7 separate regions of the Mus musculus genome follow, and all the other regions are linked to region 1. The links are chromatin loops, found by intact Hi-C in ENCODE. Cell type or tissue: heart. All regions are shown on one strand. Region 1 has its middle 9.9 kb from the start of Olfr172. Region 2 has its middle 10 kb from the start of Ftdc2. Region 3 overlaps Dcbld2 (discoidin, CUB and LCCL domain containing 2). Region 4 has its middle 110 kb from the start of 4930461C15Rik. Region 5 holds the start of Cpox (coproporphyrinogen oxidase). Region 6 has its middle 15 kb from the start of Cpox. Region 7 overlaps Dcbld2 (discoidin, CUB and LCCL domain containing 2).

The links. A loop is a pair of places that touch in the nucleus more often than their neighbours do. Peaks named below come from ENCODE experiments on the same cell type or tissue, not always from the same donor. Only the 100,000 strongest peaks of a DNase experiment are listed, where the experiment ranks them.
Region 2: it touches region 1 in a loop (5-fold over the local background); 9 of 42 quality-filtered maps call a loop at or near these places.
Region 3: a loop joins it to region 1, with 3 times the contacts of the local background. A loop is called at or near these places in 8 of 42 quality-filtered maps.
Region 4: a loop joins it to region 1, with 5 times the contacts of the local background. A loop is called at or near these places in 3 of 42 quality-filtered maps.
Region 5: a loop joins it to region 1, with 2.7 times the contacts of the local background. A loop is called at or near these places in 3 of 42 quality-filtered maps.
Region 6: a loop joins it to region 1, with 2.7 times the contacts of the local background. A loop is called at or near these places in 3 of 42 quality-filtered maps.
Region 7: a loop joins it to region 1, with 4 times the contacts of the local background. A loop is called at or near these places in 8 of 42 quality-filtered maps.

What each region holds. Positions count from the first base shown.
Region 1 is chr16:58,749,364-58,753,363 of GRCm38, reverse strand. It overlaps the pseudogene Gm26019. Among named protein-coding and RNA genes, the nearest start is that of Olfr172, 9.9 kb to the left of the region's middle. In heart, a CTCF peak has its summit at 1,813 (motif pointing right); no DNase peak of the experiment used is centred here; H3K27ac peaks cover 568 bases.
Region 2 is chr16:58,626,157-58,630,156 of GRCm38, reverse strand. No RefSeq gene overlaps it. Among named protein-coding and RNA genes, the nearest start is that of Ftdc2, 10 kb to the left of the region's middle. In heart, a CTCF peak has its summit at 2,394 (motif pointing left); no DNase peak of the experiment used is centred here; H3K27ac peaks cover 1,146 bases.
Region 3 is chr16:58,459,674-58,463,673 of GRCm38, reverse strand. Dcbld2 (discoidin, CUB and LCCL domain containing 2) reads right to left here. Exons shown (of 16, transcript NM_028523.3): 13 at 2,626-2,719; 14 at 566-615. Among named protein-coding and RNA genes, the nearest start is that of Gm33475, 14 kb to the left of the region's middle. In heart, a CTCF peak has its summit at 1,638 (motif pointing left); DNase peaks (open chromatin) are centred at 3,103 and 3,533; H3K4me3 peaks cover 556 bases; H3K27ac peaks cover 2,140 bases.
Region 4 is chr16:58,297,492-58,301,491 of GRCm38, reverse strand. No RefSeq gene overlaps it. Among named protein-coding and RNA genes, the nearest start is that of 4930461C15Rik, 110 kb to the left of the region's middle. In heart, a CTCF peak has its summit at 1,845 (motif pointing left); no DNase peak of the experiment used is centred here.
Region 5 is chr16:58,667,977-58,671,976 of GRCm38, reverse strand. Cpox (coproporphyrinogen oxidase) reads right to left here and starts at 1,769. Exons shown (of 7, transcript NM_007757.2): 1 at 1,027-1,769. The coding sequence starts at 1,549. In heart, a CTCF peak has its summit at 1,550 (motif pointing right); a DNase peak (open chromatin) is centred at 1,616; H3K4me3 peaks cover 2,646 bases; H3K27ac peaks cover 3,409 bases.
Region 6 is chr16:58,682,892-58,686,891 of GRCm38, reverse strand. No RefSeq gene overlaps it. Among named protein-coding and RNA genes, the nearest start is that of Cpox, 15 kb to the right of the region's middle. In heart, a CTCF peak has its summit at 2,140 (motif pointing right); a DNase peak (open chromatin) is centred at 521.
Region 7 is chr16:58,452,278-58,456,277 of GRCm38, reverse strand. It overlaps Dcbld2 (discoidin, CUB and LCCL domain containing 2), which reads right to left. Exons shown (of 16, transcript NM_028523.3): 10 at 1,002-1,152; 11 at 121-201. Among named protein-coding and RNA genes, the nearest start is that of Gm33475, 22 kb to the left of the region's middle. In heart, a CTCF peak has its summit at 1,579 (motif pointing left); DNase peaks (open chromatin) are centred at 1,567 and 2,957; H3K27ac peaks cover 3,140 bases.

The DNA of each region.
Region 1 (4,000 bases):
ATACAGATGCAAAATTTCTCAATAATATACTTGCAAATAAATCCAAGAATGCAGCAAAAAGATTATCCACCATGATCCAGAGATAAAGAAATGGTTCAACATATGTAAATGAATAAATGTAATTCACCATGTAAACAAACTGAAAAACATAAAAGACGTGATCGTCTCATTAGATTCAGAAGAGGCCTTTGAAAACATCAAAGACCTCTTCATGGTAAAAGTCCTAGAGAGATTAGTGATACAAGGGGAATACCTCAACACACCAACCTAAATGGAAAGAAACTCCAAGCAAGTACACTAAAATTAGGAACAAGACAAAGTTATTCACTCTCTTTGTACCTATTCAACATATATCGTACTTAAGACTTAACTGGAGCTAGACAACAGAAAGAGATCAAGGCCATACAAATTGAAAAGAAAACACGAGAGTATCTTTATCTGCAGATGATAAGATATTATACATAAATGATCCTAGAAATTCATCAGGAAACTCCTCCTACAGCAGATAAAAAAACATGTAACAAAGCTGGTACAATATTAACTCACAAAAATCAGTAGTCTTTTTATGTTCAAATGACAAATGGACGGTGGAAAAATCAGTGAAACACACCTTTCACAATATAATATACAATATATTGGAGTATCTCTTACCAAGCAATTGAAATTCTTGTGTTATTAAAAAAGAAAGATTTCATGTGCTAATATATCAGTAGGATTAATATTGTAAAAATGGCCATCCTACCAAAAGCAATTACAGATTCAACGCAATCCACATCAAAATTCCAGTACAATTCTTGAAAAAAAAATTTCAGCTTCATATAGAAAACACAAACAACTCGGGACAGTTAAAACAATCTTGAACAATAAAGACCTGCTGGAGGTATCACTAGCCCCAGTTTCAAACTGTACTGAAGAGTTGTAATAATAAAAGCAGCGTGCTATTGGCATAAAAACTAACACATTGGTCAGTGGGTTCTAATTGAGAACCCAGAGAGACATAAATTCACACACATATAGGCATCTGAATATTGATAAAGAAGCCAGAGATATGAATTGGGTGAAAAAAGACAGCATCTTCAACAAATGGTGCTGGTCTAACAGGACAGATGTACGAAGGACAGCTCAAATATATCCGTAATCGTCACCCTGCATAAGACTCTACTCAAAATAGATCAAAGACCTTAACATAAAACTGGATATACTGAACCTAATAGAAGAGAAAATGGGGACTAGCCTTGAACTCATAGGCATAAGAAAAGACTTGCTAAGCAGCATACTATTAACACAGGCACTAAGATTAACAATTAATAAATAGGATCTTATGAAACTGAAAAGCTTCTCTCTATGACAAAGCCATCATTCAAACAAAACTGCAACTCCACAGGATAGGAAAAGATTTTCACCAACTACCCATCTGATAGAAGGAAAATGCCCAAAATAAATAAAGAATGCAAAATATCAACAAAGCAAATAACCCAATTTAAAAATGGGGTGCAGATATACACAGGAAAGTCTCAAAAAAAAAAGAAAGAAAAGAAAAGAAAAAAGAGAAACACAAATGGCTAAAAAGCATTCAAAGAAATGACCAACAACCTCAGTCAGCAGGGAAATGCAAATCAAAACTACTTTGATATTTCATCTTACCTGCACCAGAATGGCTAAGATCAACAAAACAAATAACAGTTCATGCTGTAGAAAATGTGGAGCAAAGGGAGCATTCCTCCATTACTGGAGGGAATGCAAACTTTTATAGAAATCACTGTTGTATTTGTCCCTAGAGTCATTGTTGTGGCTGCTGTGTTACAAGTGCGTCAGTAGGTGGCAGAGAAGAGAGAGGCTACATCTACAGCCTGTGTAAACATCTGAATGATTAGTAGCCTAACACAACATTCCCTGAAAAGAACAAGCATGAGACAATCACCAGTTTGCTGCTTTGCAGGCCTGGGTAGGCTCCAAGGGTGAGAAGCAAGCTGGAGATTAGAAGAACCATGCTTGGAACCTCAGTCCCTGGGCAGGAATGAGCCCTAAACAGATGTACCTTGCATGAGCCTGAGATGGCCCCTGTCTGCTGCCTTAATGCACAAGTGGGGCATAGCACTCCTGAGACCACTCCTGAGATGACCCCAGACATCCAAAGACCCTGGTTGCCACTAAGAGGAACAAGTAAGTGATGGAGAAATGGAATAGAAAGAGAAACAGAGGATGTGGGCACAATGAAGAGAAGCAGAACTAGAGACTCAAAGTTAGTGAGGAGCAGCTTGATATAAGTAGCTGGTGACACTACCTGGGTCTATGGTGGGATCCTGGCCTATGTTGTCACCAGGAGCCACATCTGGTTCTATGGCCCTGCAGCAGCACAGGTCTGTTTCCAACAAAGGCCAGGAAGACTTCCCTGGTCCTTGAAGAACACATTAATGTCTGAGGACTATAGAGATGGCCCCACCCCTCACCTGGGCTTCCTGGGAGAGCCGGCTCTGGAAGCATGATAACAGAAGAACTTATCTTACTGGTAGCTAGCTGCAGTAGAGAAGAAAGAGCGCTCCCCTTATCCCACACGCACATTGTGGGAGTTGCAGGTAGCCAGTCCCGAGGGTGTGAGTGTGAGAGAGCTGGCCCTGCCACTCACCTCCTGCATGATGGCACGGATGTGGGAGAGATACCTTCCTCCCACCTTGCCACCTGTGTTCCTGAGAGCAGGAGAGTTGTCCTTGTCCCTCACCAGATAAAGCACTCAAGCTGAGTCAAGGGCATGAGCATGGGAGAGCTGGCCCTGCAACTTGTCTACCATGTGGCAGCATGAGCAAGAGAGAGATATGCCATCCCCCACTCTCACCCCTTGCCATTACAGGGGCTGGCCCTGCCCCTCACTGCTGCAGCAATCAGGAGAGCAGACCCTACACAGCATACCTTCACTGGGCAGCACAGTGGAGCTGGCCCTGGATAAGGGGGCTGCAGGTAAGCTACCCCAAAAGGCATGAATGGAGGAGCACTGACCCTGCCTCTGTGTGTTATGTGGTGGCACAGATGAGAGAGAGATACTCTCTTTTCCTCCCTTGTCCCTTGCCATCTATGGCAAGTAGAAGATCTGGCCCTGGGGTCATGAGAGTGGGAGATCTGGCTCTGTCCCGCACTGGCTGCAACCCTTGGGAGAGCAGGTCTTGTACCTTGCCTGGGCATCAAGGAAGAGTAAAGATGACCCCAGTTGCAGGATGTTGCTGGTGAGCCAGCCCTAAGGCCATGAAAGTAGAATAGCCAGCAGCTGACCAGCTCAGATACTTCTCAGGCCCAGATCCAGGACTTTGAATTGGCTCACCCCAACATCTATCAAATTGATGGCTTGCCCAATAATAGGGAAGACAGAGCAACAACTGGCCATCTCTTGTAATGAAATGAAGCTTCTAGTACTGTTATTGGGTTACATACAATGAAATTTTGGCCAAAGTGGTCCTATGAGAACCCGTAACAACAGAAGCTGTTACCAAGACAATAGCTTGCTCTCCACAAACTGATGGCAAGGCCCCACTGCTGAAAACACCTACACAACTCATTAAACATTGAGAAGTCAAGCTGGTGCCTTTTCCTTTAGTTTTATTCTATTCTGATAAGTGTGTCTTTGTTTTATTTATTTTATTATTATCCCGTAGATACCTGTTTGCTGTGTGGTTGTTGTTGTTTTATTTTTTGTTGTTATTGTTTTGAAACAGTGTCTCTGGGTTGTTGTGACTGTGCTGAAACTCACCGTGTAGACCAGACTGTCCTCAAAGTCACAGAGATATGTCTGATTTTGATGGGATCAACGGCTTGCACAGAAAAGCAGAGCCTTTTCTCTGTTTTCTAATGAGGGACAGAAAGGAGGTAGACTCGGATCACAGAGGAAGAACAGAGTAACTGGGTGTAGTAGTCAGATGAGAAACTGTAATTGGGATAGATTATTTGAGAAAAGAATATCAATTTTTAATGAAAGAAAAAAATTTAATTAAAAAAAAGAAAAATAGCAAAA
Region 2 (4,000 bases), 120 kb after region 1:
TCAAAAAATTTCTCTGATCTCCCAAAGAATACAACCAACTTGGAACTAACTGTTCAAACAAAAAAAGCTTTGGGGGTCGTTGGGGTGAGGGGGCTGTGGTAGTTTGAATGAAAATGGCCTCATAAGAACTGGCATTGTAGGAAATGTGGCCTTGTTGAAGTAGGTGTGGTCTTGTTGGAGGAGGTGTGTCCCTGGGGGCAGGCTTTGAGGTCTCAGAAGCACCTAGGCCTAGTGGACTATTGACTTCCTGCTGCTTGCTGATCCAGATGTAGAACTCTCAGCTCCATTTCCAGCACCATGTCTGCCTGCACGCTGCCAAGTTTCCCACCATGATAATGGACTAAACTTTGAAACTAAGCCAGAGCCAATGAAATGTTTCCCTTTGTAACAGTTGCAGTGGTCATGGTGTCTCTTCACAGCAGGAAAATCCTAAAGTGGGGACATTTCACAATCAAACCATAGTAACTTCCAAGAGGGACACCCTTATTTTAGTCCTAATTGGTTACTTGGTAGACTGTTTTACTGTCTTGGAAAATATACATGTAAGATATTTTATCTTTGTCCTTTTATACTTAGAAGTCAAGAATCCACTCTCTTGGGTTTTGGTAAAGACTTGTACTACCCTTTGGGCCTTTGTCTACTTACCATGAAAGGTGAGTTCAGAGCTGAAGAGGTTGAATGATCCAGAGGGAGAGAAAAACAAACCCACACTTATCTCTTACTATAGGTTTATTGCACTGGCTGACAAATGCAAATGTGTCCCAAGAAGAGGACAGGACAGGTATATATGAGCCTCACAATGCTGAAAACTTGAGTTCTCCCAGAACAACTGAACAGGTCACTGTCAATGTCAGAACATAGGGCAACAACAGATAATCTTAAAGAAAACAAGAAGCCTTTGGGGCTTCTGCTGCAGTGTCTTGGGAGTGGGGCAGAAGACAGCACTAAAAAGGAAAAGGAAGAGGTTCAGGGGTGATAATGTTCACCGTCCAACCAATAGAGAATAAACAAGAACGGGCCGAGTGCAGAAGTCTATGTAGTGGCTGGCTATCATTGAAGCAGGAGTTTCAGATCACATGTGAATGAAGATGGGAAGTTATGGTACTGTCTTTTACTGAAGGTTGACGATCAGTACTTTTTCCTTGTTTTGGTAAAAGAAGTGAGGCGATACAGAATAACTAAATAAGAATATACACTCTAGAGACCTCACAGATACCCAATGATTTCTTTTCTTCTCTTTCTAAATTAGACCAGGAAGGTTCCATCCAGCAAGCATAGAAGTCAAGATGAATAAAGCAGGGTTGGAAGTAGTAACATAGCCACATCCAGTCCCAGTATGTATCCTTTCAAGAGACCCCTCTCTCTTGCTCCAAGTATTTGTTCAGATTTTCACTCTCATTGTCACCAGAATCTGTGCAGTTTCCATATCCATATTCCATATCCATAGTTTTAAATATGACATGGCTCAGGACTCAGAAACTAGAGTTTGGCTGCCAGTTGATGGTCTTTGAGAAGTGATAGGACCTTCCAGGGCTCTACCCTCATCAAAAGATTGTCTCCTAGGGGGTTATTAGAAGGAATGTGGTAAGAAGTAGGTGATGCAAAAAAGTCACTGGAGATGTAGCCTGGGACTAAATCTCCTGACTACGCCTTCGCTTCCTCTCTCTCTCTCTCTCTCTCTCTCTCTCTCTCTCTCATTTTCTTCCTCCCTCATTGGTCCTTTCTCTCTTCCCTCATTCTCCTTCTGATATGACATGCCCAACTCCTGCTGGACAGCCACAGTCCATACCTGCTGAAACCCAGAGCCAGAATAAACCTTTCCTTCCCTTCAGTTTTTTTTTTTTCCTGGCATTTCTCCTGGCAATGAATGTCCTGTGTTAGATAAGAGCTAACCTCAATTGCAACTGAATGTTAGGAGAACACCACAGGGCAAACATCATTGACCCATCTAAACCCAAGATCATTGATTTTTTTTTTTTTTTTTATCAGCACTTTCTTAGTTCCCATCAACCTTATGTGTACAGAGGGCCACGGCAGCCACACTCACATGTTAAGTGAGGAAACAATAGCTTGGGAGGCTTAGAGGAGACCAAGTCTGGATCTTGTCTTTAATTCTCTTAACATTATTATACTTATTGCTCTGCCTTTCACCTGGCATAATGTTACCACTAATTCGATGTCATTGATATTTATAAGCACGTCCCTTACTGGGAACTTTGGGGTTACAAAGAAGCTACCAGTCCCCGCCCCAAACCAGTAGCAACAATCCCTTTGAGCCTTGAGAATCCTGTCTTCAAGTGCATGATCTCATTTTGTAGAATGCTCCAGGACCATGAAAATGATTCCCAAATATTAGCCCAGTCATTCTTAATAGTCAGTGTGAAATACTAGCCCCATCTAGTGGCTTTGCTAATATAAAAGAATAAGGTTATACTAAATTATGAGTAAAGATAGATAAAAGTACATAAAGTATTATTTGGCTAGAATGTTTTCTTTACCCTTTTGAGAATGACTTGAGCCATGCTTGCCTTCTTTTCCTTACTCTGTGTACTGGCTGGTTGTGCATTGTTAACTTGACACAGCTGGAGTTATCACAGAGAAAGGAGCCTCAGTTGAGGAAATGCCTCCATGAGATCCAGCTGTAAGCATTTTTTCTCAATTAGTGATCAAGAAGGGAGGGCCCAGTCCACTTCAGGTGGTACCATCCCTGGACTGGTAGTTCTGGGGTCTGTAAAAAAGCAAGCTGAGCAAGGCAGGGGAAGCAAGCCAGTAAGCAGCATTCCTCCACAGCCTCTGCATCAGCTCCTGCCTCCAGGTTCCTGCCCAGTGTCACTTCCTGTCCTGACTTCCTTTGGTGATAAACAGCAATGTGGAAGTGTAAGCTGAATAAACCCTTTCCTCCCCAAATTGCTTCTCAGTCTTTGATGTTTTGTGCAGGAATAGAAACCCTGACTAAGACACTATGCATGGCACAGATGGAGCAGGAATCTTCCCTGGCCTTTGCTGAGTTGTCACACTCATTTCTACAAGTGAATCAATTTGTCAGATTAGATTCCCTGGGCTTTGATTCTCTGAAATAACCTAATAGGTCTTTTGATGTGCTTTTGATATTTTTTTCTTTTCTTTTTACTTTCATTCCTGTGTTACTGTGCTTATCCCATGTTCATGTAACACAAACAGGTTCTTCATGCATGCCCAAGAGTTGACCTTTGGTCAGAGCCTGTGGTCATTAATTTGGTGAATCCATGTTGGATCACATTTCCTAGATATTTAGCCAAACCTTATCCTGTATGCTCCTGTTAATTTATATTTTAGGTGAAATGAAGGTTTATAATGTGGACGGTGAGTCTCTGTTTATCACCTGAAGACTGTTTCCTGAGCAAGAAAGGATACTGCAAATTCTCTTTGCAAAGACACTTGAACCAGAGCATGCTCTCCCTAGCTCTCCAGCCTGCTGGCCCCTCCCCCATCCCTAGAGATAGTGGACTTGCCAGAGCCCAAAGTCCTTAATATAAAGATCCCTTCTCCCCTCTACCTTGTCTTAGTCTCCCTCTTTTTGTCTTACTTTGTCTCTGTCTCTCTACATAATAATACATCTGTGTTTGTTCTATGTGAACACATGTATACCCAAGATCACTCCTGGTTCTGCTTCCCTGACTAGAGAGAGAGAGAGAGAGAGAGAGAGAGAGAGAGTTAGAGAGATAAAGAGATGTATTTACCCTATTATCTTCTATAATTTCATTTAGGGTTGACTAGATTTTCACCCCTCAGTGTTGTCATTTTCCACTTCCTTCTTTCACTCTCATCCATGTTCCTTCTCCCTATCATTATTTTTTTTAAGATTTATTTATTATTATAAGTAAGTACACTGTATCTGTCTTCAGATACGCCAGAAGAGGGCATCAGATCTCATTACAGATGGTTGTGAGCCACCATGTGGTTGCTGGGATTTGAACTCAGGACCTTTGGAAGAACAGACACCAAGCCATCTTGCCAGCCC
Region 3 (4,000 bases), 290 kb after region 1:
CACAGACACACACACACACACACCCCAGCGAGAGAGAGAGAGAGAGAGAGAGAAAGAGAGAGAGAGAGAGTCCCTGAGACCCTAGTCCTTGTTATGCAGTGCTTTCACAGGTCACACGGGAGGCTGGTCTCCTCAAGAAGAATAGTTACAAGAAAAGACCAACTTTCCAGAGGAAGAGATACCAATGTGTGTTTACATTTCTCCTTTAATTACTTATGAACCACATGGTGGAGCATATTGATTTCTTTTTTTTAACATGATTTATTCATTTGTATTTTATGTGCAATGGTGTTTTGTACGTGCGACTGTGTGAGGATGTCAGATACCCTGGAACTGGAGTTACAGAGAGTTGTGAGCTGCCATGTGGGTGCTGGGAACTGAACCTGGCCAGGACCTCTGGAAGAGCAACTAGTGCTCTTAACTGCTGAGCCATCTCTCCAGCCCAGGACGGCATGTGAAGTTCTACCTGAGGAGTCCCTAAGGACCCGAGGACTTATTTCATCCACCATTATACCCAGGAGAGGGGAGATTTCTGCCTGAAAACAGAAGGAAATCCACAAGTTACCTGCCCGATCCCAGTGGGGTAAATCATAGGCGCCTTCAGTTTTCTTCTTCCTGAAAATCAAAGTGAGGAAACAGTGACTCCTCTCCCAACCAAAGGGCAGCAAACCAGCAGTGACCACACAGTCAGGGGCATGAGGTGAATGGAACAGAAAAGCCTTTAGCTTCTCATACACACTATATTCATGTCCTCACCCCACCACACCAACAAATAACAATGTCACAACTAGCAGTGGCAAGTGCTGGGGGAGGAGGATGCTCCTCCAGGCCTGGAAGGACCTACAGACATCTGTGAGGAAGAGGAGGCACAAGGGCAATGAACAAGAATCACACTGCCTACTCCATCTAACTCAGAGCTCTGACTTGTCCTCCCTCCCAGGAGAAACTGCTCTGGGTGAAGAATTATTATCTACCCAGATCCTTTTACTAAAGGAGTCCAGGGGTGAAAGGACACTTCCTGATACACTTGGGCTGGTGAGATGGATCTGTAGGAAAAGGGGCTTGCAGTCAAACCTGAGGACCTGAGCTTGATTCCTTAGAACTCACAATGTGGAAGGAGAAACAGACTCTTGCAAGCCGTCCTCTAAACAAACGGAACATGGTATGTGTGGACCTATATACATAGCATATAGAGATCAAGATGTAAATCCCAGTATCCAGTGGGGAGGTGTTCATGAAATTCCACCCCTATCTGAGGAGCTGCTGATAATTAATAGCTACCTAAAGAGGGAGAATAATTACTTTTCTTCAAGGGTGTGGCTCCCAGTAGGTAGACCAGACTCCACTGGATGGCCACACACCACACACCCAAGCATATAAACAATAGGTTGAACAAGTAAAGACAACGTTGGATGGGTATGAAATTGGGGGGGGGGGTGGATCCTAGAGGAGTTTGGGTCAAGTTTGATCAAGATATAATTATGCAATCCTCAATTAATAAAAAAATATATTATAGGGCTAAAGAGATGGCTCAGCAGTTAAGAGTGCTAGTTGCTCTTCCAGATGTTCTGAGTTCAATTCCTAGTACCCACATAGTGGTTCACCACCATCTATAAAGGAATCTGATGCCCTCTTCTGGCCTGCAGGTGTACATGCAGCAGAGCACTCATAAAATCAATAAACAAATAAAAAGAAAAAAATGCTATTAAAAACAACAAACAAGAATTACTATTCACTCACTTACCAAACTAAAGGCCACCACTGATAGAATCATGAAAATCTATCCTAACTAAAGGTAGCGTTTACAGGCTACCAAGAAAGATTCTGCTTTATAAATAAGGATATACATAGCTTATGATCTGCTTATACTATCACAAGTGTATCTTTTACAACGTGCTCAATCTTGCCTGCTAGGATGGACAGATTTCCAGCTGCTAGAGTCTAGCACATGGGCCAACAGTTGGCATAAAGGAGCAGCCACATATTTAGATATACTATTTATTGAACAGTGAACAAATACGTCATCTTCTTTCTCCATCAAACCCATCCCTTCTGATGTTCTTTCAACCCACAGCATCGCTACTAGTCAGAAACCTCACATCACTCCAGGCTGCTGCTGCTTCCGTCACAGTCGTGCGTCCTGCTGACATTGCTGTCAAGCACATCCCTCTTGTAGAATCATGCTGTGGTACTTCTGTTTGACTAGACTGTTTCCAAGTTTATCCCGATGCCTCTTTCCTCCTCTTTTAGGCACCAGGACCATACTTTGTAAATCCTGTCACTTTCCAGTCATCGGATAATATAATCAGTCTGCTTAGCACTCAAGAATTTTCTAATCTATAAAATAAACCCTACATTTCTCTTTCTGACCCAAGCTCAGACAGCACCTCAGTAGTTATGTTGGTGGCTAGAGATCTGCCCATCCTAGCAGGCAAACAGCTTGAGCCCTTTGTGAAAGACACACTTGTGATAGTATGAGCAGATCATAAGCTATGTATCCTCTAGTTAGGATAGATTTGTATGATTCTATCAGTGGCCTTTAGTTTGGTAACTCTCCAGGTGAAATTTGCTTCCTATCCCCGCACCCCTCCCCCAGTCAATCATGTAAGCAAGCTGGGTACTGACCTGTTTCTCCAGTGCCAAGCACACACTAGAATGAGGATGAGTGTGGTGAGGGCCATGACCAGCACAGGGACCAGAACGGCAGCCAGTGCGACATCTGAAGCCATGAAACAGAACGACCACATTAAGAGCGAAGCAGACATCATGACAGAGAAGTCGAAAGCTCAACACTTTGTATCTCCAAGAATATCTTACACATCATTTATGAAACAAAGCTGGCCACAACTGGGAGACACAAGTGTTTACAGACTAGTGGACAGGTCACTCGGCATGCTGCTGGCTCATTCCACCTCCACCTCTGCACACGTTTAACTGCAGGGCTGTGGGTATAGGGGAAGACGGATGAGGGAGAAGGCCCACCAGAGCTCCTGTGCTCTGGGCGTGGAGGACGCAGGAGGACTGCCAGATGCTTTCCACTCGTCCCCGAGTGGGCATCTGGCTGTGTGAAGCCACTGACCCCATCCGGTGGGGGCTGGACAAGGGGCAGCCCCGTACCAGGTTCTCAGTCTCTGGCATCCCACGCTGGATATGGCAGAGGAGCTGAGAACAAAATAGGAGCACCAGGGCAGCACCAGGCCCCAGAGATATGGGAAGAGGGCAGAGGGAGAGAGGTTCCCATGCAGGAGAGAGTCCTTAGTCCAGGCCTTGATGAACAGACACAGTCTATGATTTTAGAGCTTTCTTGTAGAAAGGCAGGGGGAAAGAGAGAAGGTAGAAAGAGAGAGAGAGAGAGAGACTGGCCATGGACAAGAGGAGAGAAAGGGAAAAAGGAGAGAGAGAAAAGAAAGGCTAGAGTAAGAGGGAGAGAATGAGGTGGGGCCAAGCAGCTCCTCTTATAGTGGATTTGTTATCTTGCTGTTGCTAGGTAACTGAGAGGAGTCTAGCCTGAAGGTCAGAAGCTTGGGACATTGTGTATGTGACTACTAACCACACGCTTCTCTTGGCTGTGGGGGCAGTAACTTCGACAGGAGCCAGGGGTCCAGGAGACATGAGGGAAGGCCTTCTGTCCCATGTAGGTGAATTATCACCACTGGGTTTCACCAGAGTTCATGACCTCAGCTCGACTGGAAACCAGGCTGTTTGTGCATAGCCCATTGCCCCACATTTAACAGCAGTGTAGGGTTCTGTTTTGTTTTGTTCAGTTTTGGTTTTTTGAGACAGGGTGGTTTCTTTGTGCAGCTCAGGCTGTAGCCCAAGTTGGCCTCAAACTCACAGAGATCCACACACCTATCTCCTAGTGCTGGGATGAAAGGCATGTGCCACCACTGCCTGGCAAAAGCAGTATGCTTTAAATTACCAGAAGTCACCAAAATTTAAAAGACGAATGGTAAACTAGAAAGCATCTTATGTATATGTAGTAAAGTGTATATTGTAAGAC
Region 4 (4,000 bases), 450 kb after region 1:
TATAAACAATATGATCACTGAGCCTGAAAAATAATGGTGGACTTGCTTGATAGGAACAGCCAAGGGTATCTTTCCTGTTTAAGAAAGACAATTATGTAAATTGCAAATTCTAAACCAATAAGATTTTCCAAGTAAGTCTTACATAATGATATCACTGATAGAAACAACAAGTAGTCTTTATGAAACAACACCACTATATAGAAAAGGGTCATGGTTCAGGACCACAGGACCTCTGCCTTTGGTAGGACCCCATTAACTTCACACTTCATTCCTTGTACTAAGAGGTGGGGGTTCGTACCCTCCTGTGACTACTCTCTCGGGGATTCGGTGTACACCTGTTCATGGGAGGGGGCAGGGGGAGGGGGCGAGATTTGCTATGCTGTGCCTAGATCATAGCCAATTAAAAGGAACAGAATAGGGGTGAGGGAGTGAGATGAGGGAGGAGAGAGCATAGGGCATGGTATGGATGGACTTTGGTATCTGAGAGAGTTTCTAGAACCAGTCTCTCCTGGGTACCAAAGAGCAAACGTACAGTGGGTTCTTAGTAAGTGGGTCAAAGCACTTGCTAAGAGTTTCCAACTCAACAGCCTGACCTGCCTTCCATTTATTTCTGCTTTTATACCTCATTAAAAAAAATCAATGTCGAGCAGGGCAGTGGTGGCACATGCCTTTAATCCCAGCACTTGGGAGGCAGAGGCAGGCGTATTTCTGAGTTCAAGGCCAGCCTGGTCTACAGAGTGAGTTATAGGACAGCCAGGACTACACAGAGAAATCCTGTTCTCAGAAACAAACAAACAAACAAAAAAAAAAACCAGAAAAAAATAATGCCAAGTTTGTTTATACACTCATTGAAAGATGTCAAGGAAGATGAGTTTTAGAATTACCCAGTAAGATGATTTTCTTTTAAGGGTTCACAGACTTTATTGGTTCAACAATGAACAGCAAAGGAAATGTTAACTATTTCTCCAGGGGCACCATGTAGACACGAAAGCCACCCTTGGACAGCTAAGATGATTTCTTAACCTCTGAGCCACCTCTCCAGCCCCTGAGCATGCCTAGTATCTTAAGAACTTGCCCAAGTGGCTGTATGGAATCGCTCTCTCACTCTCTCTCTCTCCACTCTGCTTTTCCTCCATCTCTGTCTCCTGAAGATGCCCGTATAAGGTACCATTTCACCGTCTCTGTCACGTGAGTGCGCCATCTCATCATTCTGCTGAAGAGGCTTCTCTCTTGTGACAACTGACCTCTCCTTGCTGTGACAGCAAGACAGTTTACATGGCAAGGCTTTTCCTTAGGCCCAGGGTTTCTTAAGAAAATGGGTCCTCTCATCTAGTCACTTGCTCTACTGCAAGATTCAGTTTCCCTTGGTAAAGCCAGGGCCTTAACCTTCGGCAGTGTTGAGAACACTGGGGAAAGAGCTATACGTCTATTGTAAAACAGCCAGCCACTTTACAAGTCACAGCACCCCAAGGACAAATTAGTTGAGGTTCTATGGGTTAAGAGTGGCTAACGGTGACCACAGGGAGAGCCAATTAGCAACCACGGATTCCAGAATAAGCTTTGGGTTTGCGATTTGAGACACAAATGGAGGCTGTAAGGAAAGTCCTTTCCTCTGTGCATGGATGGACCTGTTCTACCATTCAGCCCCAACTGCTCTCTCTCACTCCTTCTCGGTGACACTCCCTCACCCCTATTCTGTTCCTTCTAATTGGCTATGATCTAGGCACAGCATAGCAAACTCCCACTACAAATGAAGAAAAGCAAGAAGCCTTCTCCTCTTACACTGCTCAGGAGGAAGAACTGGGCACGATTTCATTTTTTTCCCCAGGACACTACTTCCCTCTGCTGGTGGAAGCCTGTAACTTCTCCCATTGATTTGACGGCTGAGTTAGGATGTAGAGCAATAGGTGCACAAAAATCCGTACAGCTTTCCTAATGTTATGCCCCTTTAATACAACTCCTTGTATTGTGGTGAGCCCCAACCATGAATGTATTTTTGTTGCTGCTTTATAACTGTAATTGAGTGGTAATGTAAATGTCTAATATGTGAGCCTGTGAGGCTTTCGACCCACACAGGTTGAGAAACTCTATGGAAATCAAGTGTCACCTTCTTTTAATATTTTCTTAGATGCCTAAAAGGATGTATTTGTGTCTGTGGAGAGTCCGCAGCCACTTCACTACACAAAGCATAGTCTCCAAGCTTGACTGTGTCTGTGTGTGTGTCCCAAAAGCCAAACCACCAAAATTAAAATTTACAAGCAAGTTTAAAAGTATTTGTCTTTACAGATGTCCTTTCTGCCCCCCGAGAATTGAAAGTACAGTTGTGTTCCACCGAGGCTGGAATGAGTAAATGGATAAAATTTATCCATTAAATTTATTTGCATTCATCCCAGCACTTGAGAGGCAGAGGCAGGTGGATTTCTGAGTTCGAAGCCAGCCTGGTCTACAAAGTGAGTTCCAGGACAGCCAGGGCTATACAGAGAAACCCTGTCTCGAAAAAACAAAACAAAACAAAAAAATTATTTGCATTCAATTTAGTCAGCATTATAAGAGCCTTGTGATGTAAATCTCTGAGTTCTGTCCTCCAAGAAAGACTGCCTCAGTTCTAGAGAAACTGGGCCCCTTTCCCTGCCCTACCTGTCCAGAGATGACATTATTAGGCTCACAGTGGATATAGTCGGTCCTGTCACATGTATGGATCTCAGCGATAGTGTGGTTTTTGCATCTATAGTCAATAAATAGAGAAAAGACAAGAAAGGTAAACAGAAGCGAAAAGAGCAAATTAAATCCTGGATTAGACTCTTTCCTACTGTCAGACAGGGGTGACAGAGTTGAGATAATTCCACCATCGCTACTTCAGAGCAAATATGCTAAGCATTCATATCATATATGCAAATATTTAAATTTGTTCTTTGGACATTAATACTCCCCCCCTCCCCCCACCAAACTTAGCTCCCAAATTATTTTTGAAAGCCTGAGTGGTTTCTTCATTTTCTGCTTTTGATGTACATGTGTACTGAGTTAAATATTTGCCTTCTCCTAAAGAGTACTTTGGAAAGTGTTAAGGAAGAATGACTTGTGAGGGATACAGCTGAGCACTTTGATTATCACTGAGTGGACATAGACATATGTAACCAGTTTCGAAGAGAATTTGAAGAACAGACATGTTAAGGTTAGGAATCCTGAAATAAGTATGCAGATACAGGCAAAACTGACTTCCACTAGAGGAGGGAAACACATTGTCTCTCTACTGAACAGGCCAGGATTTATGCGTCAGGAGACTATAGTTGGTTTTTTTGACAGTTACACTTATATATTTAATGTACAGAATTGTAAAATAGCTACAGGTCAGCCACCGAATAGACTCAAACCACCCTTAGCATGTCATATAAGGTACAGGTTTCCAGGGAAAGCACAAATATTTTTCTTTAAGGGAATACTTTTCTGCTCGAGGTTCATTCTTCTATCCCTTTTCTTAAAAACTGGCCATGTTCCACAATGGAACACTCGTGATTTCTCTCTCACACGATCCAGTGAGTTTAGGTAGAATTTGCATGAGAGTCATCATATCTCTCAAATGAAGTGCTTATCCAGATGAAGCAAATATTCTTTGCTTATACATATCCTTCGGATGGATACGTAGTCTATTCATTTAGGAAATACTTCCCATTTGCTGACTTCTCTGTCAGGCTGAAGAAAATGGGAATAGACAGTCTGCCGACGAAGCACTCAAATATAGCAGATGCTGATTTAACCCCATAAACTCAGGAGAACAAGAAATACAGACGACCTGAATCTGAGGCTCAGATCCCTGCTTTGCAGACTAGATAGTCTCCGTCCTTGACTGGTTTCTGTGGTCCCACGGAAATGATTCGTGAAACCGATTTGTTGTCTTTGGTCCTGAAAGAAGAAGCTGTGTGAGATTTTAAATGTACTGCCTTCCATCTTCATCCATAAACGTCATCTCTGCTTTTGGTTGTCATTGACTAGGCTACTTTGC
Region 5 (4,000 bases), 81 kb after region 1:
TAAGGCAACAGGTCACCGTAGAGTCATTGTTCTCAAAGACTAATGTCTGAGTTGTTTTATTTCTAAGAAGCAGGGCACCATATTCAAGATCACACCACCGGAGTGATTTAAGTGCTGACCATGTTTCTGACATTCTGAGTTCTCGGCATATATTCATTAACTATGAAACAGAGGTGGAAAACAGTAACTTCCAAAGGTTACACAAAGCTGGCTATCTAGTGTTTGAGATTGTGTCTGGGTCGGTCAGTGACTTTTACCCTAAAACATTACAAGATGAAAAACCATGAAAATCAGACTGACTCCCATTTAATATAGACGTGGTAGCATCATAACTCACAATGGATTGATGATATACTGTTGTATTTCCAGCTTGGAAAAAGTCAGAAATCCTCAAGTTTAAAATTAAGGCGGGAGGGGAGAACAGGGAAGGACTACTCTGTTTGGAACAACATGGCCACCAATACATGACTCAACATGAATGGCATTCTAAGGAATCCTTCAAGAAATTTGATGATGCAATTTAGTAAGAACTACTGGAAGACTAATCAAATATTCCTTATATAACCCGCCAAAAAACAGTAGGGAGACTCTTGACATAGGGAATCTAGCAGACATAAAGGATCAGTGTTTCTTCTGCCTCTAATAGGGCAGGGACAAATGCACCCAGATGGATAAATAAAAAATGTGTGTGTTGGGGGGGGGGGGGGGGGGAGACGTGTTCAGTAACAAACTGAACATGAAAGCTTCACTTTGCTGCCTGCAGATGTTCTTTAACAAACCTATAGAAAAAAAAGTGCAACTATGAATTGCCAATATTTTCAAGTGACTTGTCCTACATTGTTGGCACCTCTGGGTCCACATCTGCAAGTAGAAAGCGAATGGCTCTCTCAATGTCAGTCATTCAAGTCTGTCCCTTCTGACAGATCACCCCCCACCCCCACCCCCCTGTAAAAACTGTTCTACTTTAAATCCCCAATCCTAAACTGCAACTGGTGCCCAACCAAGAAACAGGAGCTCTCTCCTCACCTTCTTTCCTCTCCCACCGGTCCACAGTGAAGTCGGCAACGCCATCTACCTGCGCCAGTGCCCGACACACCTGAGCCTGGGTCTCCATAATCATCAGCTCCATCTTGGTCTTCATGTCCTCCGGCCTCCTCCGCAGCTCCCGCAGCTCGGTCACCGGCGAGGACATGAAGGTGCTGCAGCGGCGGGCCAGCTCGTCCCCGTCCTCCTCCCGCCGTCCAGGTGAGGGGCTCCGCGCCCCCGAGCTCTTGGGCACCATCTCCGCCCGCTGCACGTGCCCAAAGGCGGCGGCTGCCAGCCCTGCCAACCCCGCCAGCGTCGCGGCCAGCCGGGTCCCCAGCCCGGACCCGCCTCTAGCCCAGGGGCCGTAGCCCAGCCCGCGGCGAGGCTGGGGACCAGCCGTGCCAGGCAGCTGGCAGACGCGGGCGGACGCGCAGCGCGGGGACGCGGCGCGCAGCTGAGCATAGTCGCCCAGCACCGCTCGCCACCAGGGGTCCGAACCCAGGCGGCCCAGCCGCAAGGCCATCTCCCGCCGGGACTGGGCAAATCCGATCCTGCAGACCCACCGGAGCTCCCAGGGTCCTGAGACCCAGACTCCCCAGCACTGCTACGTGGAGTTCGGAAGAGCTGCTGCGAGTGTAGGTCGCAGGCTGCTGGCGGGAGCCGAGGAGGCTGCTGGGAACTGTAGTCCCGTCCTATCGCCTCCTGCACTCGCCTGACCGCTCCCGGAAAGAGCAGATAAGACTGCACCCTGCGCACAGAGGTGGGTCCTGCTGCTCGCACGCGGGCCTCCTGTGCTGCCAGAGGACTGTGGAGGTGCTTGGACTGATAAGATAGGCGCTTTAGTCACGTACACCTTGGATTGCCCTGCTCGCTCACCCACAGTGAGCAAAAGTGGGGTTAGAAGGCTGACGACAAACGGGCAGAAATAACAACTCGGAGACACACCCCTTGTCTTCGTCCTGGCTGTGGGTCTGGAGGATGCACCCTTGTCCCTGTGCTTGGCTTACCCAAAGAGTTCAGGGTAGTGGGCTCCTGAGTAGATCCAGAGAAAATATTCGCACTCCGGTTTACTATCCTGGATCTCTGTTCTTCCCCATAGCCCTACCCGTTGAAAATATGAGGACAGAAGCTCACACATTTAATAGTTTTGTTCCAAGCATATATCATTGCCAGCATTATTTTATAGTATCAGAAGGGCTCATTTGCCCTTTAACTATCCTTGATGATTCTAATTTCTACTAACAAATAATAATCGAGGCCACTGGTTATTCTTTCACAAGCTTCCATTCTGGCTGTAGCAGGAATTGGAGCTCAGTGGGTATGGTTCTGACCGATATGTTCACTCCCCTGCTTCTTACACAAATGCAACCACAAACTACCTGGAGCAGCATGCGTGCTCAGGCCTGGCAGATGTGGCAGGCAAATGAATTCACGAGAAGTGACAAAGCTTGCAGAGGAGAGAAACCCTTAACTTTTAGCTGTAGTGTGCCCTGGCTGGAGGCCGACTTGGAAGAGAAGGAAAGATAAGAATTATCTTTTGGAAGGTTGCCTGGGTCTGGCTGGGCCTCCTGGTGATAAATGAAGCTCTTTAACGAAAAGGAATCTCTCTAATTTTCTGTAAGAAACTTCTCCTTTATGATCCTGCTCTGCTAATGTGAAGCTAGCCAAGAATAAGCCAAATGGGAAATTCAGGAGACTTGCCCAGACAAATAACTAATTGTGTACTTACCCTGAACAAATTGTGTACTAGCTTCCAGCCTGTTTGGATGTCTCTCTCTCCTGTTCTCTGATTCCACCTTAATCTTAATGTACAGTGCTTACTGGAATCCTTAAAAACAAACAAACAAACAAACGGATTTGTATGAGAAAAAAATAAAAGCCACCATCTTCCTAGAAGGGCATAGTGGCACACATATTTAATCCCAGCACTCAGAATGCAGAGTCAGGTAGACCTATATGAATTTGAGGCCACCCTTGTCTACTTAAAGACTTTCAGGATGGCCAGGGCGACATAGTAAGACCCTGTCTCAAAAGAAACAAAACCAGTCACACACACACACACACACACACACACACACACACACACACACACCTCTTCCTGGTAAATTACTCCCAAGTCCTATTTGTAGTATATGAAGATGTTCCCTCTATAAGCAATTTGATGCATCCAAAAGCTGCCTTGGACAAATAAGAAGTCAGTAAGTTGTAAACAGAAGCTATGCAGTAGGGGTGCTCGTCTGCGTGTAAAATTGGCTCTCTATTGTGTACTATGATTTCATTCTCTGTGTAACCCCACAAGCCAGGACATTCTGATGAGCTGTATGCTATCTCACTAGGTACAAACATACAACTCATCTTCAAACTCCACATGCTTCTCCGAATCCTTGCTAATTTGATCCTTCCCCTGTTAAAAATAATGAATTTTATGCCCTGATATCAGTGTATTCATTTTCCCTTTTAAGAGAGAGTTTGATGAACCCACTTTATTTCTCTGGTATTTCTCTTTATTTCTATGCATGCACGCATGTGTAACAATTAGTAACAAGGTATTGCTAAACTTGACCTTGTTAGAACTCTAATGCCGTTGAAAGAGAAATTAAATTAACAGAAAGTGAAGGTTTTGAGATTTTAATATTTTGCCCTAGATTTACATTTTAAATTTGTCATCTTCTTACAGATTAAAAAAATCTTAAGGGATCATATTTGACTTAAATCAATATACAGTTAGGCATAGTACATACCTGTTCTCCCAGCACAAGTGAAGCTGACACAGGAGGACTACTCAAACTGTAAGTTTGAGACTAGTCTGGGCTATTACAACCCTATACATTAAATATACAATTAATTTAGTATGGTTGATTTAACTTGCTCTTTCTTTAAAGTAACTTTAATTGGCTGTTCAGAGAGATATGTGAAGAAACCCCTCAAATATTCCAAGAAAAATTTATGTATGAGACAGATTCACAGCGCCTGT
Region 6 (4,000 bases), 66 kb after region 1:
GATGATTTGTGGAGATCAGTTCTCTCCTTCCACCATGGGAAGTCTGGGGATTGATCTCAGGTTGTCTCGCTTCTCAGATGTGTCTTCATCCATCGAGTCATCTTACCAGCCCAAAGGAGAAATAAATTTTGAAAATTTTGGTTAGGTGCTGATGATTTTTGTATTCATAAATAAGCTTGATGATGTAAATACATACAGGGTTGTGATGATTTATAGTGGAAATAATTTAATGGCTCACAAAAATAGAGACTTGAAGTCTTGCTGAAACTTCTTGCTGAAGTTTCAAACACACCCTGTGGTGTCCAGAAACTACACACTAGAGATGCCTCTTTGAATAAGTGTCTTTTAAATTTTCTTCAATGTCATTTATTATTCGAAAGTCAAGATACTATGCTTGTTCCTTCTCAGAAAGAGGCAGACACTTTCTCATGGAGTCAGACAACTCCGGATTGGAACCTGTAGGGATTCTGATAAGAACCCAGCTGCAGTCGTTCCGCTTTCTTGCAGCTGTAGCACACAGCAAACGCTGAACTTCAGGCGGTTGTGGGAAACCTGGTGGAGTCACGTGACAAGGCATGTGTAGCAGGCACACTGTGTTGAGTTGCTAACAGTAGTCTGGAAAATCTCTCCAGAGAAGCGCAGTTTAAGAAGCACAGGATTCAAAGGCTCTCACATCTTGTTTTATTCTGCCTTGTCCTTCTCCAGAAATCTCTCTGCCCCCTCCCCCTCTCCCTCTTCCTTCTCTTCTCACTCTCCCTTCTTCCTCAGTTTTCTTCATTCCCCCTCCACCTTCCTCCCCCAAACCAAGAACTACATTTGAGCAAAGCTGTTCCGCAAGGTTCTTACAAGATTGCCATGTTCATGCACAGTTAGAACCTGAAGACACTGCGCACAGCAATGAAAATAATTTTTATTTAGCTTTTACTACCGAGAAAACCTTGTTGTTAATGGATTACACTGTTTATGAAATATTGTGATTCCAAACTGACCAGGCGTGTTGACACAGAGCACAAGCTACATTATCGCCTTCCCTTTCCTCCACAGACAGCAGCTGTACAGTCTTCACCCCGTAGCAGTCACACCTCGTGTAGCCTTTCAGTTTCTCTCTTCTCTGTTTCATTTATATGAGCTGTTTCTTACGCTTCCTCCCCTGGGATTTCCTCCCTTGATTTCTCTGCCCTGATTCAGTCTGTCGCGTCCTTTCTTAATACTGCACTTACTTCCTTGGCCAGGTCTTCTTCTACTTTTTCAATTACCACCTTTATATGAACAATAGGTATGTTTATGCTTCCGGGTTGAATTTCCTCAAGAGCTATAGATTCGCATAAACACTAGCATGGGTAGCTTGTGGGCATTTTAAGCTCTTCCATAACCTCCCCTCATTTTTGTTAATGGCACTTAACACATTCTAGTTATCTATGGCTATTTAACAATCTTTACATTTAATGAACTATCACAGCAACTACCTTATCATGTACAATGATGCTGTGGACAATGATTCTGGAATCTCAGCTATAGCTTGACTCTGCTCACATGCTAGGTGGGTGTCACCTGAGAAGACCGCCTTTGGTTGTCAACAAGGCAGGTCCCATTCCTTACTAAAATGAGGAAAAGTAGGTCCTTGTTCATTGCTTCCTTTCTTATTTATTTATTTATTTATTTATTTATTTATTTAGTGCATTGATGTTTTGCTGCATATATACCTGTGGTGGTGGGGGGGGGGGTTAGATCCCTTGGAATTGGAGTTACAGTTGTGGGCTGCCTTTTGGGTGCTGAGAATTGAACCCAGGTCATCAGGAAAAGCAGCCAGTGTTCTACCTGCTGAGCTGTCTCTCCAACCCCAAAATATATTCTTTTAAAGTATCCCTTCATGTTGAATAGCATAAAAGAGGAAGATAATAAAAACTACCTTGAGTAGAAGCTGCCGAGTTGTATTGCTGGAGATACTAATTAAAATATTTTAAAGGATATTTATTTATTGGCTGGTTGGGTTTTTGGTTGGTGGAGCTGTTGGTTTTGGTGGGGGGCATGCATTGGAATTTTTTTGTTTTGTTTGTTTGGTTGGTTTTGTTTTCTTTAAGGTATATTTATTTAATGGATGAGTGCTCTATCTGCTTGTATACCTGTGTGCCAGAAGAGGGCATCAGATCCTTTTATAGATGATTGTGAGCCACCATGTGGTTGCTGGGAATGGAACTCAGGATGTCTAAGAGAGCAGCCAGTACTCTTAACCACTGAGCCATCTCTCCAATCCTTTGTTTTGAGACATGGTTTCTCAATGTCCAGGAACTTGCTCTGTAGACCAGGCCAACCTGAACTCATAGATCTGCCTTTCTGCCTCTGCCCCTGCCCCAGCCCCAGCCCCTGCCACTCAAGCACTGGGATTAAAGGCATACATCACTATCCCAGCAAGGATATTTATTGACCCAATTATTTTCACAACAGAACTTCAAGAATTTGATAAGCTGGGTGGATTCACATATTATATGTGTTGTTAGCAGGATGTACATCCCAGATGGAACAGATCATGTAAAGGGCTTTCTGCCTTACCCATCTGAAAACTGGAAGTGACCTTAGTCACACCTGAACATGGAAAAATTGCCATGAAGACTAATTTATATATGTGTTTTCATGCCAGATGATGGTGGCCTGTGCCTTTAATCCCAGTACTCAGGAGGCAGAGGCAGGCTGATCTCTGAATTCAAGGTCAATTTAGCCTACAGAGTTCCAAGACAGCCAGGCTACACAGAGAAACCGTGTCTCAAAAAAAAAAAAAAGTGTGTGTGTGTGTGTGTGTGTGTGTGTGTGTGTGTGTGTGTGTGTGTACTAAAATGAACTTTTTAGTTGGGGGCCTTACCAACCACTTCATAAGCAAATTACCTATGACAGGGTAGTGTGGCAACTCTCATCCTATGGCCAGCTTTGTGGTAACTTATTGAGAATACGGTGGCTTAGATCGTGACAAATTGTGTGTTAAAACGTGTTTTTTTAATTATTGGATATTTTCTTTATTTACATTTCAAATGTTATGCCCTTTCCCAGTTTCCCCTCTCCCCTCCAGAACCCCCTATCCCCTCTCCCTGCTTCTATAAGGGTGTTCCCCCATCCACCCACTCCCACCTCCCCCCCCCCCTGGCATTCCCCTACACTGGGGTATCAAGCCTTCACAGAACCAAGAGCTTTTCCTCCCATTGATGACCAACAAGGCCATCCTCTGCTACATATTTAGCTGGAGCCATGGGTCCCTCCATGTGTACTCTTTGGTTGGTGGTTTAGTCCCTGGAAGCTCTGGGAGGAACATATATATATATCCTTTATTTACATTTCAAATGTTATCGCCTTTCTTGGTTTCCCCTACAACCCCCCCTATCCCCTACCTCCTTCCCCTGCTCACCAATCCACTCACTCCCCCTTTCTGGCCCTGGCATTCCCCTACACTGGGGCATAGAGCTTCATAGGACCAAGGGTCTCTCCTCCCACTGATGACTAACTAGGCCATCCTCTGCTGCGTATGTAGCTGGAGCCATGAGTCCCACCATGTGTTTTCTTTGGTTGATGCTTTAGTCCCTGTGAGCTCTAGGGGTACTGGTTAGTTCATATTGTTGTTCCTCCTATGGAGTTGTAAACCCCTTCAACGCCTTGGGTCCTTTCTCTAGCTCCTTCACTGGGGACCCTGAGGAACGTGTTTCTCAAGTGTGAAATAGATACGAGACTGCAGGGGAGAGTTCAGAATACCAGCTGAATGAGCTTAACGTGTAGACTTGAACTTGGAATGTGGTTTAATGACCTTGCTCTGCTGGCACACCTCGCTCATAGAAACTGGTCTGTGAGGTTCTCTATTGTGACTGGGACTCCAGGAACGCAGGAGGATTAGTCAAGCATTTGTAAGCCCTAGGCTCACTAACTTAAGTGTCCTGGTTAAGGGTTATTATGAAGTTAGACCTTCTATATTTCTTTGGGAGGCACTAAATTTTAAAATGCGGGCTTTCAAACACCTAGC
Region 7 (4,000 bases), 300 kb after region 1:
AAAAAGTTTGAAGAAACCTTTTTTTATTTTTTAAACATTAATAACTTAAGGAAAGTTCAGTTTTATGTTTTAAATATAGTTACAGGACATGTCAAAGTCTCACATTAAAAGCAGGCATACCTTTACCTAGTTTGGGACGAGCTGTAGTATTTCTGAGGTTATTGCCGTTCCGAGGAGGTGGAGTAAGCTTTGGAAGGCGACCTTAAAAAGGGGGTTAGAAATGCTTATACATTTTGCTTTGAAAAAAAATTATAGTTTAAAAAGAGCAATGTTAAATGTTCAACATTTCCTAAATTGCTTAATTCTGCAGAACAATTTTAAATCTCAGAATCCAATGGATAATTATACTTTGCATTAAATGCAAGAAAACTAAGATTTTTCAGGCTTTATAAGATTTTCCAGATTTTCAATAATTAAATAATTAACTAATTCATAGGTAACCTTAGAAGATTATTGGCTATCCAATTCTATAGCTATAACCTAATATATGCTATATTCAGTTCATTTAACGAGTGTGTATGGAGAGCCAACTATGTCTGGCACAATGATAGCTTTGTGAAATATAAGGAAATAACATTAAAACATTATAAAATATTGGGTGAATTTATTCCAGTTTTTTGTTAATTCAAAATAAAAGTTACTCAAGCTTAGGTTGCTGCTCTAACCCTCAATGCATGGATCTTAATACACAGAACCTAATTTTAAAAGTCTCCAAGACCAGAACTGGAGAGTCTCATTTGCATTGTGAAACTATTCTGATGGCAACATTTTAACAGGGAAACAAATGAGCAGTTCCTACTAGAGAGAGGACTTTGAAAAGTGTCAAATACAAAGAAACTGTATCTACCTGACATGATCATTACCTGATCTGATCATTATATACGCATACACACACTGAAATGTCTCGGTATACCATAAGTGTGTGATGACTGTGTGTCAGTTAAGTGGGAAATTTAAAAGGGCAATGGTGGGGACCACTGTTGGCCACACTGGCTCTTTACCTTTGAGAGTAAACTGACATCCGAGCAGTTCCACTTTCATGGCAATTTTCTGTTGCCACTGGACAGGGTTCACTCTAATGAAACGTGCAATAATTGGTGGCAAAAAGTTATTACGAACATCCTTGTGATAATCTTTGTTTCCTTGAAATATCTTTAAAAAATAACAAAAATTGGTATTTTACATCAAAAAGAGACCAGAACTAGACTGCTCCAGCTAAGCATGTTCAACAACATCGATAAAGAATGATGACAGAACAGACTTCTCAGAAAACAACTCAATCAGCATTTGGAAAAGCAGTTATTAAAACACTGCACATTTTACCTGGAAGCTTATCTGAGGGAAACACTAACTACAAAAATGTTGTTAGGATGGCTTACGAACTGGACAGGAGTGATAGCTAACCTGGCAATACGGGAAACGTTTCAACTGCAGGGCCACAGCTCATCGCATCAATAAACTATCATCGTCAATCCCTGTGGAACTAACGATCATCTAAAGTTTATATTTAAAGTGAAAAAGAGCCATCACACAAAGGCCTCAGCTCATGGGCCAGGCCTCTACCTCCACCTGCTGGACCAACCGTGTTACGGCACTCCTCACACCACAATCCCAGTTGTCAGGACTTGCTGCTTACCCCAAGTAGCAACAACCCTGAAATGCTATTCTGTGTTTGATTTAACGACTGGAACTCAACAGCTACACATGCATTATAAAAACAATCTTTAAGTAGAAAACATGATTAAAAGTGATTATCTCATTACCTCAACCCTTTCAAGCAAATGTGTTTTCTCCTCAGTCAGCCCTATTTATACAGTACTTTCATGGATTTGCCATTAGTGGTCCTCAAGGCAGGGCACAGAAAGAGTGGCCACAGAGTGACAGTGTGAGGCCAGCAGCAGGAGCTGAGCTGACTGTGACTTCTGACTTAATCGCAGGGCTTCAATGAGTTAAGCAGGGCCTTGTTTTCCCCTTGTGCCAAATTAGCCACATCCATTCCACTAGCTAAAGCGAGAACATGTGCATACTGGACTTCCTAAGTCATGCCCAAGTAGGACAGCTATTTCTTCCTGGTCCATCTGCCTGTAACTAGATTACACATGCTGGAAGATACATTAAGATCTTTTAGTTTCTATAATGTTCTCTCTATACTTCCAACAGTCCCCCTTTCTGTAAGCTTCCATACTTTCCCTAGCTCCTGCTCTAACATAGATTAAAGGCCAATGCTGACAGTTTTGTTATCAGTGAACAGGAACTGACTGAAACAACATTTCAGGACATAACTGTTGGCAAAGGCTGGGGATGTAGGCCAGACTGCTTGCTTATGTGCACAAAGTCATAAGTTCTCTTCCCATCTCCTCATAGAACTGGGTGTGGTGCAGCACATCTGTAATGAAGTCAGTTTCAGAATCACAAGTTCAAGGTCTTCCTCAAGTACACAGTGCACACTGGGCTGGCTATACGTGACCCTAACGAAATGCTCTAGTCCATCTGCCAACATTCACTGAGAATCTGATGCACAGGGAAGGTTGTTAGACATCCTTAGGAAACATTTTTGAAAAAGTACACACATTCTCTCTCATTCTCCCCTGAATACAAACATGGTGTAGTATTAGAAAGCAATAAATTATGGAAGTTTAGGAGATTGGTTATACTTTCTGGCTCAGGCTCTGTAGGTATGCAGAGACCTAGAAGACATGTCAAAACAAATACAAGTTACCCGAGAAGCGAAGAGATGGACAGATTGAAGTGTGAAGATATGTGCTATTTCATTAAGTTCAGAGCCTTCCTCTTCTGTCAGTAACTGAGTGAGAGAAGCTGGACCTCAGCCATGAACAACAGAAGAACTGGGAAAGGGCACGGCAGGACGCAGTAGTTCTCAAGACACTGGGCAACGGGCAGCAAAGGGTCAGAACTACAGAGTAGGGGCCCAAACAAGACACACTCTGCTTATCAGTACTGACTGGTGAATTTCCAGGTCACAGGGCAAGGCTTTCCCACACTCTAGAGAACTTGCTAGCCATGAGGTCAGCAGAAACCTAGAATTTCTGGGGTAGAGCTTAGCAGAGTAAGGACAGGAAAGGGACAGAATGAGTGTCAGCAGGAATGGATGAACTACAGCAAGGCCACTGGGCTCTGTATGAAACTTCCCCTAAGTCCTCAGCCAGAAGCAACTTAGAGTCAGAAAAAGAACCCTGTGATAAGTAGAACAAGCTTATGACAACACAGGCTTCAAAACGCTCTCCATCATCAGCTCATGAGTAAATTTCATAATACTTGGGACACTGTCTCAATGGTGACTGTCAAGTTAGCAATACGTATAAAGAAATGTTTTCCTGGTAGCTTAACTGCATCCCAGAATAAAGCTTTACACACACACACACACACACACACACACAGAGGATTAATAATGCTAATAAAAACACCCAGAAGCAATCAATAGCATAATGGCTAGCACTGAGGTGTGTGTTTGGTAAAATTACCAGATGAACACACTCCGTGCTCATATGCCTATGAAAAAATATATGGAAGAAAATTTAAAACCCAAGGTAAATATGAAGGAGAGAAAAAAAAATACAGTATTGGAATTAAAAATCCATTAGATGAAATTAAAAGGTTGGACACTGCAGGAGAATAAAACAATGGAAAGACAAACTAAAACAAAACAAAGAACCCCACAAAAACTAAACCAAACCAAAACAACAAACTCCTCCAAGGATACTTCATGGGGAGAAGAAAAAAAATGTAATGAAAGAACAAGAAGGGGCAACAGGGTCACTGTGCGGTCGCCATGAGATAGATTATGAAATAAGAAGCGGGCTGGGAAAGTCTGGGAAGTACTGCGCTTCTCACTGAAAGAAGCCGTCAGTCCCCACTCCACACAGCACCACCCATCTTCCCTGGGGACAGAGGTGCCTTCATTTTGAGATTCTCTCAAGGGTAGAGCAGGAAGCTGGGGATGGGACAACACCCCAGTGACATACTTCCAATATTCTCCCAT